Linked DNA regions of Homo sapiens: region 1 is linked to region 2. A link is an interaction called in ENCODE POLR2A ChIA-PET data of the cell type or tissue named here. Cell type or tissue: PC-9. All regions are shown on one strand. Links, peaks and the distances in the headings refer to the core of each region. The heading gives the core; the rest is flanking DNA. Region 1 has its middle 72 kb from the start of LINC01948. Region 2 overlaps MAP3K1 (mitogen-activated protein kinase kinase kinase 1).

The links. Peaks named below come from ENCODE experiments on the same cell type or tissue, not always from the same donor. Only the 100,000 strongest peaks of a DNase experiment are listed, where the experiment ranks them.
Region 1: POLR2A ChIA-PET joins it to region 2 with 15 read pairs; 2 of 35 experiments call an interaction of 5 or more read pairs at or near these places.

Annotation. Positions count from the first base shown.
Region 1 is chr5:56,408,191-56,411,109 of GRCh38, forward strand. No RefSeq gene overlaps it. Among named protein-coding and RNA genes, the nearest start is that of LINC01948, 72 kb to the right of the region's middle. In PC-9, for the core only: no CTCF peak of the experiment used is centred there; a DNase peak (open chromatin) is centred at 1,361.
Region 2 is chr5:56,853,715-56,856,633 of GRCh38, forward strand. MAP3K1 (mitogen-activated protein kinase kinase kinase 1) reads left to right here. Exons shown (of 20, transcript NM_005921.2): 2 at 2,886-2,919. Among named protein-coding and RNA genes, the nearest start is that of MAP3K1, 40 kb to the left of the region's middle. In PC-9, for the core only: no CTCF peak of the experiment used is centred there; no DNase peak of the experiment used is centred there; H3K27ac peaks cover 324 bases.

The DNA.
Region 1 (2,919 bases), core at 91-2,590, 450 kb before region 2:
TGTTCATAAACACTTCTGTACTTGCACCTTGCAGAAAGCATTTTCCCAGAGAAATTGTCACAGAAAGAAAAACGTTTAAATTACTGGTACACTTAAACTGTTGTTATAGCTACTTTGAAAAAAAGCTATTTAGCAATGTCTACTAATACTGAACTCCCATATACCCCATGGCCCTGAGATTTTACTCCCAGGTACATATCCAATAGGGATGTGTACGTATGTTTGCCAAAAGACACATACCCAAATGTTCATGGTGTTGTTTATCATAGTAAAAAAGTAGAAACAACCCAAATATCATTGACAGGAGACTGGTTAAAAAAGTTATGTGTAGTCACACAATATACAATATGTGTATTGTATACATATATAACACAATAACAAGAATGAACAAACTAAAACAATAATATTGATGGTTCTCTCAAATAAAATGTTGAATAAAAGAAACCAGACACAAAGGAATACATGTTACATCATTTCATTTATACAAAGTTCAAAAACAGGCAAAACTAATCTACAGTGTTAGATGTCAGGCTACTATATTTGATATTGTAACCCACAGCATATAGCACCTATATCACTGAATGGAAAGGATAATGAATCAGTTTCTCTTTTTCTTTTCTTTCTTTTTTTTTTTTTTGAGACGGAGTCTGGCTCTGTTGCCCAGGCTGGAGCGCAGTGGTGAGATCTCAGCTCACTGCAAGCTTTGCCGCCCGGGTTCACGCCATTCTCCTGCCTCAGCCTCCTGAGTAGCTGGGACTACAGGCGCCCACCACCACGCCCAGCTAATTTTTTGTATTTTTAGTAGAGACAGGGTTTCACCGTGTTAGCCAGGATGGTCTCGATCTCGTGATCCGCCCGCCTCGGCCTCCCAAAGTGCTGGGATTACAGGCGTGAGCCACTGCGCCGGCTCCATGAATCAATTTTTCTCTTACTTTACATAGAGCACGCTGATTTTTTTTTCTTTTCTGTTAAAGCCTATTTGCGACCCACTACATGGATTTTATGATCTTTAATGGGTTGTGATCTATAATTTGGAAACCATTGTTATTAATACTGGTTAGGCTCCCAGAGTAGCCCAGACGTTACCTAATCTCTTTAAGCCTCAGTTTCCTCCTCCATAAAAAGAAGAAAATAATGGCACCCTTCTCATAGGGCAGTTGCGGGATTGGACGCGTTAATGCACATTAAGCTCTCTCTTGGCACAGTGACTGGCATGAGATCACGCTTGCATGTGAGTGCACATACACACACACACACATACTTTTATTAGTAGTTGTATTTCTAAATACATGCAGGTCTTTCCTTGGGCAAATAAACATTTTAAATCCCTGTTCTCAGGACTCACTGATAACGTGAACTAATCTTCCAGAGGAGACTCAGAGGTGACTCATTACTCTAGGGAAGCCAAGTTCCTTGGTGATTAGGACTTCTGGGATTTCTACCTAGACGTGGGCTTCTTTAAGTTTTTTTCTCTTTTCCCATATGTTCTACTGGGCTGTTTTCTTATCTGCTCTGGTCTTTTGGTCAGGACCTGAGATCATTTGGGCTGGTACAGTGTAACTGTACTTGCACAATCGTCGTTTTTAAGTCATCTTAGCTTGGGAAGTGTTGGCCTCTGCTAAGAGTAAGCCCTCCTACTTGGCCATGAGATCTGACCAGCTCCCATTGCTTCCTCCAACAACAAGGGCTTTATGCTCTCATGCAAAAAGACCAGCTGTCAGCTTAAATTTCCCTAATCCAGCCAGATCCCAACTCAGCCAATCAACAGTCGCTATCTGGGGGAAGCCCATCTGTGAAATGCAGCCGTGCCCTTACTGGAATGACATGTCATAAAAATTAGTTTGGGCACTAATCTAAGGAAGCTTTGTGCTGAGTCGAGGGACTGCGAGGTCCCGGTTGGTGTCCTTCTCTTTGCCAAAGAGCTGGACCAGATGAGAAGTGCCCAGTTTGAAAAGACAGAAAATGCCTCCACTTCCTGTTTCCCTTCACCCTGAACCCCTTGTGATGCTGTCCTTGGGATGAGGGGAGACCCTTACCCACTCCCCCAAGTCTTCTTCTCTGGGTAGCTGGTTCCTCTGTCACCCAAGAGGGCTAAAACGATGGACAGAAATATATCATATTGCTGTTTTTTTTTTTTTTGGTGGAGATTTGTTGGTTTTTAACTGCAAGATTATATTACTAACTCATGTTGGCTTGTTTGTTTAAAAAGGACAAACAAACTCATTCCTATGAGAAAGATTTTTCTAGTGTATGTTTCCCCTCTCATCTCTATAAAAATAGTTGTTCCCAAAACATATTTTTTTAAACTACTGAGAACAATAAAGCATCTAGATTTTCATTTTGTTATAGTATAATGGCCCAGGTGACTTTTCCCCTCAGACCTACTGTCCTGACCTGTTTGCTTCCTCAGTTTACACCACACTCTCTCCTTACTTCCTGACCCTTTAATTATATCCTCCTTTTAGCCCCCGTCTCATGACTACAGAGGGACTTGGGGAGATGGGCAGTCGGTGCTTGGCCAGAGGCAGAACTGAACCTGGCTTGCAGGTGGGTGCCCGCTCGCCTCCCAGCTTGCTGAGCATGGTGGGAAATGTGAGGAGGCCTGGAACCTGGCCTTGACTTCAAGGATCCTGAAACTTGGGTTAGGAAATGGTTTGTGCACACGTGAAGTTTCCCAACCATACATGACAGAATATGAGTGCTATAGAGGACACCAGCATAACAAGGGCATGCCATTGCCTGCCCGACTCCACATACTGTGTCTGGCAATCTTGTTGCCACTATTTCTCCATGTTTGGATCACATGTATTCAGTTTTTAGTGATTTTTAATTGAGGACCTACCTATGTACCCTATATTGTTCCAGGGGTCATGGGATGCATTTTATTGGCGACACCTTACCATTCAGCCTGCCTGGAAG
Region 2 (2,919 bases), core at 120-2,619:
ATTAGGTAAAAAGTAGACAGAGAAGGAAGCAGCCTGTCCAGAAGCCCTGAGTAGGAAAGATCTTGGGGTTATTGAGGCAGTGAAGAAGGGGGGTTGCAGGTCTGATGACAGGAATTGAGGTGAGACCACGAGGTGCAGGGCCACTTAGGTTGGGCTAAACATTTTGGATTTTAGTCTAAGCCCGGGGGGAACCACTAGAGCATTTTAATGGAGGAAGTAACCCTGGCTGCACTGTGAAATCTGGGTAAGATTCAAAGTTAAAGAAGCCTCGTTAGGAGCCTGTTGCTAGTTCAGAGCAGGTTTAAGAGCAGCTTGACCTGGATGGGCGTGTGAATGGAAGACATATTTTTTAGAAGATTATTTGACAATATTATCAAAAGTCTTCATTTGTGTACATTTTTAACCCAGCATTTCCATTTCTAGGTGTTTATTCTAAAGAAATAATTTAGGCCAAATGTGGTGTAATCCCAGCACTTTGGGAGGCCGAGGTGGGTGGATCACCTGAGGTCAGGAGTTCGAGACCAGCCTGACCAACATGGTGAAACCTCATCTCTACTAAAAACACAAAATTAGCCAGGCGTGGTGGCACATGCCTGTAATACTAGCTACTTGGAAGGCTGAGGCAGGAGAATCACTTGAACCTGGGAGGCGGAGGTTGCCAGTGAGCCTATTGCACCATTGCACTCCAGTCTGGGCAACAAGAGCTAAACTCCATCTCAAAAAAAAAAAAAAAAAAGAAAGAAAAAAGAAAAAAATAATCTCATAGTCCTTAAACATAAATAAGGTAAAACGAAATTTAAAAAAGAATCTCAGATGTGTGTAAAAGTTCAGCTACTAGAATGCTCATCCCTATTATTTATGATAAAAGAAATTGGTCTAAAAGATGACAGTATTTTCAAACAAGTGGAAAGGAAAGAGACACATTAGACTTTAAGGAGGCCATGCCATCCAGAAAGATTTGTTTAGACAAGGAACATCCTTTGTGTGTTTGACTCAGGGCCAGGAACAGAAACTGAAAATCCATAGCAGAGAAGAGATACTCCTGAAACAGATTTGGGGGAAGAGAGATAGCTAGGACCAGAGGAAAGACTATCAAGCACCTTGGTCTAGGAGTGCAGGAGTTTCTGGTATAAAAATGCACTGCAGTTCCACTGTGAGGCTTATTTTTTGGAACTAGCCTGGGAACCAAACCACCTCTTGCAACATTGTTACTGGAGGGGGAAAGCGCTTTTAATACTAAAGACTTGGAAGTGAATTTTTATTATGCAGTCACCACATAAATTCAGTTGCCTACAAAGCTGAGCCTCCTGGAATACCAACTGAGCAGGATGGACTTTTTTGGAAGACACTTTATCCCCTGTGTTCTTCACCCCTACCTCTCTTTCTCTGCCTTCCTCTCCCTCCTCCTTTTTCTCCTCCTCCTTTCTTCTCTGCCTTCTTCCCTTCTCTCCATCCCCCCTTCCTCTTTCCTTCTTTCTCCTCCCTCCCTCTCTTACTTTCTTCTACACATCCCCTAATATTTATATTTTATAATCAGCATAAAAAGCAGCCAAGCACATATAAGTAAATTAGATAATCCTCCTTTTTTCATACTTTTTGAAAGTCTCATATTGCTTCTATATAACAGTATTTGTGTGTGTATGTGTGTGTAAGGAAATATTTTACGCTGTGGTCTTAATGCCTATTTGCAAGTTTCAAACCAAATGTTATGTATTCTTTGTATTTCTAAAAATGTCTAGGCCAGTTGCTGATACAAAGATGTTTAATATGTTGCCTTCTACTTTCCTCACAGTCTTGATGCTTCAGTGAAACGGGTTAACCGTTTCCTTTCTAGTGAATATTTTTTTTTAAGTAGTTTCTTCTTCCTTTGGCTGATTCTCTGAAGATCGTACTTCATAGTTGTGATTAGCTGGAAAATTCCTAGAGGAGTTTGAATTTGTCTTTGTAGTAAACTTGAGGTTCTTGTTTTTGGTATTTCCTTGAGTATTTCCTTTTCCTATCAGTGTAGAAAAACTGTTCTCTAGCTTTAAAGACTTTTCAAAATAGTTACTGAAATTAGCTTAGTATTTTTAAAGTTGTTACTAATCCCAAGGTGCAGTTGCTTTAACTGCATCCTTATAAATCAGGTTTTCAAATCTATGCATATCGTGTATGCATGTATGCTCATGTGGATATGGGTATATTTTAAAATTAGTGATTTTCGTGAGCTTGATGCTTTGCCTGTTAGGCTTTGTAGAGTTAATTCTCAAACGTTCTTAGTTTAGAGATTGTTTTATTCTGGTAAATCCACACCATTTTATGGAGTAAAGATCAAATGTTTGTACTGGATAATTTTTATTCTTTATAGAGTACCCCAAGTGCTTTGTTATGAAGTCACTGTTCTATGAAAATAAAAATTTAATCATGTAGGCTATGAAAAATTGTTTTGGGGTCATAGATGATGTAGTTAAGTTTCACTTCACTTATTAAATATTTATTGAGCTTATTTCAGATAAATCAGCATATCCACCAGATTCTATCTGTATTGACTTAATTTATTGGAAATCCTGGGATAAAAGTGTAGTAATACACCCTTCTAAATATTTGTTATTTGGGTGGTAGAATTAAAAACAATGCAGTCTTAGTGAATATATTTGTTAATATAGTGCTTAATGTCTTGGGATTCATTTTGTTAACTACAGTGGAACATAGGTCTGCATGATATATGTCAGTAGTATATAATTCAGAATCTTTTCAAGCTTTAAGTCATTTGGGGTTTTTAGCAGTTATCTTTTTTATTACATGTCCGTTGGAAGTATAAAATAGAACCATCCATTCTGTTTGTTCTTGGAAATTATTTTTCATATATACATTTCTCATTTTATTTGTTTCTGCCTGCATTTTAGTCGTGAGATGGAGAATAAAGAAACTCTCAAAGGG